Linked DNA regions of Homo sapiens: region 1 is linked to region 2. A link is a contact called in ENCODE Hi-C or POLR2A ChIA-PET data. All regions are on one chromosome and are shown on one strand. Each heading gives the region's core, a stretch centred on a gene start or an enhancer-like site at or near the end of the contact. The rest is flanking DNA. Distances are from core to core; before and after follow the strand shown. Region 1 has its middle 75 kb from the start of LRATD1. Region 2 holds the start of LRATD1 (LRAT domain containing 1).

Region 1 (6,205 bases), core at 1,230-3,729, 75 kb after region 2:
CTTCATTAGGCACAGAGAAAGAAACAGGTGCTGTTCTTTTGAGGTTATCACCAGGCAGAGCTTCCTGACTCTCTCTCTCGGGCTTGGGTATAAGGGAAAGAATGTTCTAAGGCAAATGTCATTGTCTGAGTGACGTTTCTAAATCTTGACTCAGAGCACATCGCCTTCTACCTATTCAGCTCATTTATTGTAGCAAAGAGGGCAACTCCATTTTTAAAATATATGATTCTAAAGGAGCTTTGTTATGGCCATATATTAGAAGTGTACATTTAGAGCTAATTCTTTGAATATTTAAATATGTTCTTTATGTTTTGACATACACAAAAGGTCGTTATACTGGATAACTTTATCTTGTTTATCTAATCTTTGTAATAATTAATATGCTAGGCTTTATTTATTTAAAAAATTATTTATTTATTATTTATTCTTTCTAATAAACTCTCCACCCTAAATTTCCTCTCATGGAGACTGATGATGATACACATGTACAAAGATGGTATGAAAAGATGTATAACTCACATTATGGAACTTTCTAGGGGGGGGAATGGCCAGGCACCCATGGTGCTGGGGAATCATCCTAGTGAAGGGACGAGCAAGTGGCTCTGGGTGTTATTATGGCTAGGGACTGGGGCCAGGGTGAAGGGCCCTATGCCACAGACCAGGGACACATTTAAATGACACATTGTAATTGTACGTATTTTTGAGGTACAATTTCATGTTTTAACACGTATCTATGTTGTATTATGGTTAACAAATACTGTGCATTACAAAGTACCTAGAAAAGAGGCTTTTGAAAGTTCTCACCACAAAAAAGTAATCAATGCATGAAGTGATGAATACATTAACTACCCTGACTGGGTCATTATACAGCATAGATATGTGACTCAATTTTTTCTTTTTTCTTTCTTTTCTTTTTTTTTTTTTTTTTGAGACTGAGTCTTTCTCTGTCACCCAGGCTGGAGTGCAGTGGCACGATCTTGGCTCACTACAAGCTCCGCCTCCCGGGTTCACGCCATTCTCCTGCCTCAGCCTCCCCAGTAGCTGGGACTACAGGTGCCCGCCACCATGCCTGGCTAATTTTTGTTGTATTTTTAGTAGAGACAGTGTTTCACCATGTTAGCCAGGATGGTCTCGATCTCCGGGCCTCGTGATCTGCCCTCCTCGCCTCCTTAAGTGCTGGAATTACAGGTGTGAGCCACCGCACCCGGCCGTGACTCCATTTTTTTATGTGTGACCACTCACAGTGTTCATGCTCTATCTCTCTGCCTTCCCTCTTGCTCCATGTCTGAGTAAGCTGATTAGAAAGCCTAGGTGTACCCTCCATTTGCACCAGAAGGAAGTTCTAACCATGGAATCCCTGGTCTGAGGTATAGGGCCCTTCACCCTGGCCCCAGTCCCTAGCCATGATAACAGCCAAAGCCACTTGCCCATCCCTTCACTAGAGTGATTCCCCAGCAGCTTGGGTGCCTGGTCATGCTCCCCCCAGAAAGTTCTATGATGTGAGTTATAAATGTTTTTGTACCATCTTTGTACATGTATATCATCATCAGTCTCTGTGAGAGAAAATTTGGGGTGGAGAATTTATCAAATCCTCCATTGGGCAACCATAAAACATTTTATTTGCCTTTACAACCATAAAACTCTTACATACCAGGTGGCAGCTAGGATAGAAAGAAAAGAGAATTGGACATGAGGGTGAAAGATGAGTGTGAGTCTTGTTTTAGCCAGTTATCAGCTGTGTGGTATCAGAGAATGGCTTACATGTTTTCACTCCATTGAAATGGGCATCATGAGTCGTCAAAGGATAAAGACTTCAAGTGCCTAACCCCATGTTTAGACATAGTAGTTGCTGGGATATTATGCTGATTCAGTGGGACAATGACTAATGTGCTTAACACTGTGCCTAGAATATAGTAAGTGTTCAACAAGAGCTAGCTTTCTTCCTTTTTTACCCTCTCTTCTGTTGATTCTCCTTTATCACCATAAAGAAATTAAGCAATAGATCTTTACTTCCTGCTTAGCTATACTCAGTGTCCTGTCGAGCTCTGCCCTTGCACTGGATTCCCTATCTGAAATAAACTCAAGCCAAGAGAAGGATTTCATGATCTTAAGAGCAGAGAAAGCCTAGGAGTTGTCACTCCAGGTCTAGACAATAAGGACTTGGGACTATCAATGGCCATTTCCACTAAGACCGTGTAAAAAGATGTAATCATATTTTGGGGGATTTGCATCAAAAAAAGTGTCCATCTCATGATGAAGTAGAAGTGATATAGGTAGATTTAATAAAATACAAATTATAGATTCAGACTTTTATGAAAAGGCATTTTGGAAAGAAAGGAATGAACATGAAAGAGAGAGGTCAGACTTTGAGGTAAATGTGGGTGGGGAACTTAGAATGAAGGGCAATGGTTAAGAAAGTAATCTTGTAATATTTGTAGGTGGTTATGGTTACAACACGCCCTATAATTTAGAGTCTTGTAATTTTGAAGACAACGTTAAAGGTAACATGAACTGCTTTTGCCATGAGGCAATAAAGCTGTAAATGATTATCTTTTTAGTTCAGTTTTTTTACTCCATAACTAATTCCTTGTTGTTTTCAAAGAAAGATTTGATAACCTTTTTGTTGCCCCAAATGTAAGGTGACCTTTCTTCAACACAGAGAAAAATATTTTCTTTCAAAGGAACAGTTCTATTTTCTGGACAACTCTCCTTTGTGAAATATAGGATTTTAGGTTGTCAGATATATTGTATCCTTAGAGAGAATGATAAGAAGTCCAACCCCCTCTGCTAAGAGATGAGGAGACTGGATTCCCTATCTTAAATAAACTCAAGCCAAGAGAAGGATTTCATGATCCTAAGAGCAGAGTAAACCTAGGAGTAAGACCCAATAAGGTTAAGTAGCTTGCCCAAGATCCTACAACAGGTTAATGACTGAATATCTTGTTTTTTTTCCTGCGTGGCAGTACATACTATACAATTGACCATTTCTCATTATTATGAGAGACATTACCAATCCATCTATATATTTAATGTGAGCTTGAGTTTTATCTTAAATTTCTATCTGGGTCACTAATAATGCATTTTGAAATTGATCCTGCCATATTTTGTGGCCTTTGATCAAATCTTGAAACTAGAGGAAAACTTAAGAGTGATATGCCTTAACATCTCCACAATGTGGGAATTCCCTTTATAACATTTCTGATAGGTAAACATGTAGTTTTTCTTTAACAATTCTAGTGGTGAAGAACTAACTGCCAGAGGAGCAAGTACAGGCCCTCACTTGCTCTCTTTTCTCTTAGTCATGTTTAACACAATACTCTTTTTTTTTTTTTTTTTGAGATGGAGTCTTTCTCTGTCACCCAGGCTGGAGTGCAGTGGTGCCATCTCAGCTCACTGCAACCTCTGCCTCCCGGGTTCAAGCAGGATTCTCCTGCCTCAGCCTCCTGAGTAGCTCAGATTACAGGTGCATGCCATCACGCCTGGCTAATTTTTGTATTTTTTAGTAGAGATGGGATTTCACCATGTTGATCAGGTGGTCTCAAACTACTGACCTCGTGATCCACCTGCCTCAGCCTCCCAAAGTGTTGGGATTACAGGCTTGAGCCACTGCGCCCAGCCTAACACAATACTCTCTATCCAAGCCGGCCTATCCTTTCTTTGCTTTTCTTTATCTTATTCCAAAACTTAAATTCTTTATTCTTAGGTCACAAACATTGTTCTCAAGCCTTGGTTCCTTCTCAGCTTTCCTGACCCTGTTTTATTGGGTGTGACCACGTCATCACGTGTTCAAGTCTTTTAAAAATTGGACTTTATTTGAGGAACTTGACAAACTACTTGTAAAAATAAACAATCTCATTTATTTTGCTTCTCTTTTGGTGATTTGTGATTGTGTATTTTCTCTTTGTAGCATCCCAGCAACCTCATGGAAGAGGCAGTTCAGGGAATATTGCCACAGATGGTAAAACCAAGACTAAATGAGGCTACTTGTTTCACAGATACCCACACAACTAGTTGAGAGACAGATTTCAGACTGACATATTGGTCTCTGCCACTGAAGCTCGGTTTTGTTTTTAACAATCTGTGTGTTCTCCCTATTGAATCAATGTCTAGCACCTGTGATTATATCTGGGGATGAGAGGCATTTCGGGGGAATGCAGGGAAATTCCTTTTATTCCTAAAATTAACCCAGTACCATAATCCCCCACTCCATATCTTATTTCTGATAGCCACTACATATTGCACAATTCTTATTTTTTTCATTTTGTCTATTTTGAGTAGCTAATCCCCTTCCTTCCTACTCACATGTCTGGCCTAGGTCTCCTAGAATGGAAACACAGCTTCTTCTGTATTGTACATAGCTTCCCAAATTCATGACAGCCATTCTCCTGTGATTTCCACACTGGAATCTTGCCTGTGAAATGTGTCCAACTGCTCCTAGGTGGCTTCTCAGTTTTAGACTAATTCTCATCATGTTGAAACAAAACAGACTTGTGAGACATAAGCTCAGATTTTAGATTTTGAGAACTGGTATTTTATCATTCAGTTCTAGAATTAGAAATGACAAAGGAAAGGATAGAGAAGAGTAGGTAGCTGGTATGTTAACAGGCAATGAACACAGGAGAAGAACAGGTACATTACTTTACTTTCTCTCTCTGATTCTCAGGATCATCATTGGTAAGTCAGACAAGCTGTCATCAACCTGCTCCCCTTCCTGTACATCCATGAGACCACACATATGAAGTACCCACCATTGGTGCTAGAAACACAGTAGGCTTGCAACCAGCGGTGATTTACCCTTTTATGACCAATGAGATCAGGCATAAAAAAATGTCAACTTCAAAGTTTTCATTATTGTTCGTTTCTCTTTGGGTGCTTAGACTTTCTCTCTTTAATTAGGGGCTACTCCATTTCCCTTTTGGAATACCATTAAATTACAAAGGCTGCCTTTGATCTGCCTGGATAGGTCACCCCAGGTTTGTAAATACAGTTATAATCTCTAATCATATTATAAATGCTGACAGCTTGCTGCCTAGAAGGGAATGAGTATAAACCAGGATCCTTAGCCAGTACTTCAGTTTCTACATTCCTGGATTAACCAGATAAGAAGTGTGAGAAAGAGCTCTGACTTTCCTCTTTTGGGAATCTTCCCGCAAATCAAGTAATTCTGGTCCTACCTAGTCCCTGGGCCATACACAGAGAGCAGAAAACAGAAGTCAGCATAGTATTGAAAAGCATGAACTTTAGAATCAGGCAGATAAGTTGATTCAAATCTTAGATGAGCCATTCAACTGCTGTAAAGTTAACTGGCAATTTTTTTTTTTTTTTGCCACCGTAAGTCCCATTTATAAAAGGGACATCATGTTACCTACTTATTGAGTTGTTTTGAGATCAAAAGAGATAATGTGTGTGAGGCATTTGGCACATAGCAGAGGCTAAATACGTGTTAGTTGTTTTATTTATTTATTTATTTTTTCCCCAGACTTTCTGTAAATGCACTGATGTCTGCCTCCTCAGCAGAGTTTGTCTTTCCACGCCCAGGAAGCTGCCCCGTCACTCCCAAGCCGTAAGTGTTTTTATTGAAACGGTTTCACAGCCTGCCTAAAAGGCCAGTGAAGAACAACATATTCCTCATACACCTATTCATTTACTTATGCCCTCTATTAACTTCCACTGAGGTCCTCATATATGAGATGCAAGTAAATTGGAAATTATAGTTTATGTTAAAATATTAACCAATCTCCTTAAGAAATACATTAAATCAAGAGTAGAGCTTCTGAGATATAATTTAGAAACTATAGGCTGGATGCGGTGGCTCATGCCTGTAATCCCAGAACTTTGGGAGGCTGAGGTGAGCGGATCATGAGGTCAGGAGTTCAAGACCAGCCTGGCCAACATAGTGAAACCCCGTCTCTACTGAAAATACAAAGGATTAGCCAGGTGTGGTGGTGGGCGCCTGTAATCCCAGCTCCTCAGGAGGCTGAGGCAGGATAATTGCTTGAACCCTGGAGGCAGAGGTTGCAGTGAGCTGAGATCATGCCATTGCACTCCAGCTGGGGTGACAGTATGAGATTCCGTCTCAAAAAAAAAGAAAAAAGAAAAAAGAAAAAAAAACTATATAGTTTACATACTTCAATGAAACTTGCATTTAAATGATTAACTTATATTTCCATACATCTTGATCACTTGCAAAACTTTTATTTGAATA
Region 2 (6,268 bases), core at 3,663-6,162:
TACCTTACTAACACTGACAAAGAGATAATAAATGATAATTTTAACAGGGATAGGAGAAACCTTGCAAACCTTTCAAGTTTCTTTCATAACTATTGTTTTATTATTGCATATTTTTAGAGGTATTATCATCAACCTGATCCTTTATAGGCCAATATAGTAACAAATGCTAATTTAACTGCCCAGCTCATTTTTATTGTCAGTCTAGCCTCAGCAAGTATAAAACTGACAAGACATTCCTCTATGAGAGTGACCCTCTTAGTGAGAGAGAAATCTATGTACCATCAGAGGAAATAAATCTTAGTATTCGGTGTGATAGAGACTAATTCATTTCTTTTGATGAAGTCCCACTCTTTGAGTGACTTTGAAGGGGGAGACAAAATGTCAAGAAGGAGTCCTGCAGGAACAAGTGCTTAAGATGGTGTTTAATACAGCAGGGAGCCAAGATACAGTAGTAGGACACAGTAAAGAATGTGGAGTGTGTAGATACAATAAAGAATTCATTTTATGATCTGCCACCTGTTACTTGAAAGAGGAGTAAGTTAGGGAAATAAATGACTCAGTTCTTCATACATGCAAAGGTAAGTTAGTTATTACAAAAGTTTTTGCTGTTGTTTGTGCTGAAAGAAAAGCATATGCATTTAAACATTTTTTAAAAAATAAATCACTCAATAGGCTTAAGAAAAATACTTTAGTTCATAGTTCATTGATCTGACGTTTTGATTTAAGATCAGGGGATGAATCCAGGATGAAAACCAAAGAAAAAAAAAGAAAAAGAAAGAAAAATATAGAAGTGAATCATTTACCATGAAAAAGGCATTTCCAGCCTCAGCTAACCTCAACTAGTTTTTATTGCATTATTTTTGAAATGCCAAGAAACTGGCTTTGGCCATAATACTTGCTGTCCAACAAAATCACAGCTGTTAATATGCAATTGCTTGCAACAATTAGCTAAACAGCATTATTTGACAAATTCCCTTGAAAGAGACATAGATGCTATTTAAGTGTCTAGCACACTGAATCAAGTAACTATCAGTTAGGCTGGGGCCGCAGCTGGAGGGAGGAGAGAAGTTTACAAATCCTTGTCCACAGAAGGTGTTTCACACCCAGCCTTAAGTTTTTGAAAAACACACATTTGTCCTGATCCTACAAGTTCATCATCCCTGTTTTCAGGAAGAACTGAACTGTGGAACTGGCCAAAGAGGAGGGGGAAAAAGCCACCAACTCTAGATTCATTTTTAAGGAGATCAGGAGGAGAGGAAGAAAAATAGAAACGCGTATGTGAAATGGTAATGATATACAACATGGAGAAAAAAATAAACATCGTGGAACCTGCTAGCAATTTCCACCAATTTCCACCAAAGCAGTGAACCCCTTAACTGACAGAAATTCAGTACAATATACACATTAATTAACAACTCCACCATTACTAGGGCTGCTGTTGAAAGCCAAAAAATTAACTACAATATTGAAAAACAGAATGCTTACAATATCTGAGAAAAATAGAGTGAAAAGGCAATGTTAGCTAAGCTCTTAGCTACATCCACTCTTAATGGCCCCCAGTATTTAAACTATCATGGATTAAAGCCATGAAAATAAAAATTTCAATTTGAAATTTTATTAGCCTGTTGCTAAAATGGTCAATAAAAACATCAACACGATAGGCTTTGTTGACATAGTTGGAAAACTGCTCTCTCATTTTTAAAACTTTATTTCCACTTCCCCAGCTTTGAAGATTTCTATGTTAGGAAAAGCCAAACTAAATATACTGGCTATGGTGTTGTAACAATGCTGGTTTCTGGAATGGTGCCATGTCCTCCCCCTCCCTCTCCTCCAACTCCTTTAAAAATATGACTATTTTTGAAATGCAGCCCGAGGAGGGAGCAATCAAGGGTTCAGAACAATAAGCGCCCTTCACACATTCAAGTTCCCAGACACCAGGTGAACGAGCGAGCTCCTTGTCGGGGGCGGGGCCGGCTGTCCTCACCGAATTCGCAGCGCCATCTTCCTCCCGGGACCGGGCCGGCTTCCCTTCTGCCAGCGAGGGAGACTCGCAGGCAAAGGCGGGTGGGGGTGGCGTTCGCTTCCCACGGTGGAAAGAACCGGAGGCAAACACTGTCTGGCTTAGCCCGCAGCCTGGAACACAATGTCAGGAGACCTGGGGCTGGAGAGCTGGAAAAGTCCCGGGCAGCCTCAGGATAACCCGGAATCCCGAAGTGCTGTCTTGGGGAATTATTCCCAAGTGCACAAGGGACAGGCTCGATTTCTTGGAAATCCTGCGATCTGGGGACGCATCCACAGAGGAGCTGAACTGTGCCCTGTAGAGACCAGTTCTCGCCTCCGACCGGTCTGTGTGCGCACGCTCGGGGCGGTGATGGTCCCTTTTGAGAAGAGGGTTGTTTTCGAGTCGGGCCACAGTCACTGGCCATGGACTCGCGGGGAAGGCCATGTCCTTTCTCCCCTCAGCCCCTTCCCCGTTCCCGGTTTACATCTCAAGGGGAAAGCGCACGCGGGGTCTCCCAGCACCGTCACCACCGCTGTGGCTGTCAGCCAGGCGCTCGCAGCGGCGCCCTTTCGGCCCTGGGGCAGTTCCTGAGACTTCCTGCCGCTGGCTTGGGGATGCGGGGGTGCAGCCCGGGCCCGGGCCACCGGCGGCGGACGCGCGTGGCGGGGCGGGGCAGAGGTTGAGAACCGCTGACTGCGAAGTCCGGGTGCGGGGAAGGGAAGGGAGCGAGGTGCGGGGGAGGCAGAGGGGCCGGCAGCCCCTAGGCGGCTACTCCTTGTCGTCCACGAGGTCGGCGAGCTCCTGGAGCACTCGCAGGCGGCCGCTGGCGTCGATACGGCGCTTCTCGCGGATGAGGTCTTCCAGGCTGTGAAACCTGGCGGTGTGGACCTTGTTCTCTCCCAGGTGCACCTTGAGATAGTACTGCTGCTGCGGGGGCTGCGTGCCTGCCGGCACCTCCCCTCCCGCCTTGAACTCCCGCTTGCCAAAGCGGCACCAGGCGGCGAAGCTCTCCGAGTTCGTCCAGCAGATCTCCTCGCTCTTGAGGCCCAGGTGGCCGCAGGCGTTCTGCACCACCAGCTCGGCCACCAGCGGGCGGTAGCGGTACCAGCTATTCACCACCCGGCCCACGTTGGCCGCGCCCGCCTCATACAGGCTGTCCTGGCGGATCTCGCCTTGGTGCAGGTGGATGATCTGCCCGCCGCCCACGTAGACGGCCCAGTGCGGGGCGGGCGCGGGCGGCTCCGGCGCGGGCTGCAGCCACAGCAGCTCCAGCAGGTCGCCGGGTTCGCAGAGCGCTGGCAGCGCGGTGACCGCGTAGACGCTTAGGTCGGCGCCCTGAGGGCCACCGCTCACTTTGGAAAAGATGCATTCCTGGCCCCGAAAGGCGGAAAACTGAGTCTCGTTGAGGACCAGCTGGTGCAGCAGGTGGTGGTGGTGGCGGCTGGGGCTCTCCGGGCAGGGGGTGCAACCCGGGGGGGCCTTCACGCCAAACTTGTCGGGCTGCCCGCGTTCGTCCAGGTCTTCCTCATCATCCGAGAAGAAGTAGGCAACCCCGACCCGCAGTTCGTCCTTTTCAATCCCCGACGGGTCCCCTGTGGGCAACTCGCTGTAGTTGAGGTGGGTGATGCGGTCCAGTTGGTTGCCCATCAATGAGGTGGCGAGGCGAGGGCCAGGAGCGGGGATCTGCGGAGGCACAGAGAGGCAGAGACACCGTCAGAGTCCGGGCTGCCCCTTTCGGTGTCCCTCCCCAAGACGTGCAGTGCCCCTGGGACCTGCCGGCTAGCTTACGTGCCCTCACCGGAGTCACCCTTTCCAGCCGAGTCCTCCGTGCCTCCCCAGGGGTACGAGGGGCGGAGAAGCCGCCACAGGTCAGGCGAGAGCAGACGCCACCACACAGCCTCCGACCCCTTCCGGGAACTCGGTCCAACTCCCAGAAGAAAACACCCAGGCTGGCTGGAGAGCTTGCGGGGTCCCGGTGGGGAGGAGAGTGCTGGCTGTGGCAGTGTGGGAGACGGACACCCAGGAAGGACCGAGGGGTGGGCTGAAAGGGAGAAGGGAGCCTAAGGCCAGTGAGCTGGGAGCAAGCTCCCATTTCTGTCCCCACCCTCTCCAGCCCACCTCCCAGTTTTGCACTAGGTTGCCTTCCTCCCCTTACAGCGGCTCGCACAATGACAATCAGACACATTCTCAGGCATTCACTTGACACCAGCAACATTTTGGACACTTGGGAGTCCAGACACTGGCAGCCTGGTATACTGGTGTATGTCACATACACCCACAATGACAAACCTTCGCGACGACACACTGGCACACTTAGACCCCACACATTCGTACACAATTTCAGCTCCACGCTTGCACGCTCGCCGTTGCACGTACGCCCAAGCACCCGGGCACACCTGCCCTCACAGGCAGGTGCACTCTGCCCCTTACTTCTCTTGCCTTGTCCCCATCAGGGCCAATGGGACTGCGCCAGGGCGAGGCTGCTCTGTCTAAAATAACCTAACAAAGAGGCAGGGGAAGGATGGAGAAAGCCAGTGCAGTGTATGTGTGTGGGTGTGGGTGGGAGCGTGTGTGTGTAGAGAGGTTCACTTTTAGCCCAAAGACCCCTCTCCCTCCTACCCAGCACAGGATCCAAACAATCGGATGAAGAAAAACCGTTTCCAAGGCAAAGAAAGCCGCTTCTCCCTACCCGTGATTTCCCTGCTCCCGAAACCCCAAACTCCTTTAAAGTCTCCTGGTCCCCATGGGTGCTGAGGAAGCGGCGGTGGCGAGTGGGTCCTGGGCTGCGCGTGGGGCTGCGGCTCCGCTCTACCCCGAGCCGAATCGTGCGGTGCGGCGCCCGTGCGCCTCCAGGTCTGCGCTGGCCGGGGCGCCTGCTCCCACTGGACAGTCCCGGCTCGGCTCTGCTTTCCCACCGCCGCGCCGACGACTCTAAGTAGCCGGAGCAGCCGGTCCCAGGGCCCGCCCCAGGACGCGCTCATTGGTTGGGGCGGGTGCTCGAGCTGTGTCAATCTTCGCCGGCGGGGGAGGGGAGCAGAGGCGGGCCTCCTGTGCGCTTTGCTCTGCTCCGCTCCGCCCCGCCCCGTACCCCGCACACCCGACCGCGCGCCGCCCCGGGGAGCGGAGGTGTGCGCACCCGCGGGGGGCGCGGCGCTTTCTGCCAGGTGCCGATGCCCGCTTGCGCCCGCGCCCCCCAGCTCATCCGAGCTGATTGTGACTGAGAACACAGCCCGCCCGCGTTCCGTGTTCCAGGAAGACAGACTCCAGCGGGGAAGCTGAGTCTGGGTATGGAGAAGAAACCCCAGGGCACCCCAGTATGGCCCAGGCACTGCGAGCGGCCCGGGGCAGGCAGCGACATTGCCCGAGGCGGGCGTCTGGGCCCTGCTGGGATCCCCCAGAGCCTTGGTTCCCGATGGCCCCTAGGCTGGTCCTTGGATCGAAGACCCTTTTCGTTCCCCAGACGTCTTTGAAATTGCTCCTGCGACGTTTGGCTCCTCTTCTTTGACTGGAGTGAGGCTGCTGACCCAGAGCTGATGCCCGATTTAAAAGGAGCTTGGTGTCAAATGCCACCCAAAAGCCTGAGCTTTGGCCGGTGCATTCCCTGGCTGTGCCTATGATATTGGCCTCCAATTTTCTGAATATAGGAGGAGTACCTCACAACTCATGTATGTGAGTTCATACATGCAAGCAGAGAGTAGGATGTAAAAGTGTTTTCCAAGCCTCAGAATTGGGATTGCTAAGCAAGTTTTGTTTGGTTTTGTGGGAAAGGAGGCTCCAGCAGTAGTTAATGATTACATTTCTGGATGGAAAGTTAATGAATGAATGTGTTCTGAATATTGGATGCTGAAAAAATGAACTTCATATATACAACATTCCAGACCAATAGTTTCAAAAGTTCCTAACATTAAGCCTCAAAGAGTTCTTAGACATCTGGTTCTGGCCCCAATGCTACTCATCTTTAAGCCTGGGCTCCAGCAGCTTTTCTATGAAGCCTCTTTTCTTTCCCAATGAGGAATTTGATACTTCCTATTTGAACCCCCCACCTCTTCCCTACAAAGCGAATTCCTTGAGAATAGACTTTGCATTCTGCACAACCTTGTATTCTGGGCCTCTTTCCCAATGCTAGTCATGCAGTGTGTTCCATCAGTAATAGTAAAAATGAAAACAGCCTGTATTGACCACTTATACGTGGTCAGACACTTAAGAGTAAATTAAGTAGACAATTTAATCATTATTCCTCTGTAGGGTACTCACTAATATCCGAAT

The links. Hi-C counts contacts between places; a loop is a spot of excess contacts on that map. ChIA-PET counts read pairs that join two places held with the same protein, here RNA polymerase II (POLR2A). Pooled maps may share reads with other maps.
Region 1: a loop to region 2 is called in a map of colonic mucosa, with 4 times the contacts of the local background. The contact joins the enhancer-like site here to the promoter of LRATD1 in region 2. A Hi-C loop is called at or near these places in 2 of 168 maps with a recorded cell type or tissue (colonic mucosa and mucosa of descending colon) and 1 of 50 pooled maps. POLR2A ChIA-PET finds 5 or more read pairs at or near these places in 3 of 52 experiments (H1, OCI-LY7 and PC-9).

What each region holds. Positions count from the first base shown.
Region 1 is chr2:14,554,370-14,560,574 of GRCh38, reverse strand. No RefSeq gene overlaps it. Among named protein-coding and RNA genes, the nearest start is that of LRATD1, 75 kb to the left of the region's middle. Within about 2 kb of position 2,479, at least 2 of the 41 ENCODE cell types and tissues checked have a DNase peak (open chromatin) inside an H3K27ac peak, as active enhancers do.
Region 2 is chr2:14,631,361-14,637,628 of GRCh38, reverse strand. LRATD1 (LRAT domain containing 1) reads right to left here and starts at 4,912. Exons shown (of 2, transcript NM_145175.4): 1 at 4,692-4,912; 2 at 1-3,685. The coding sequence starts at 3,649. The coding sequence ends at 2,771.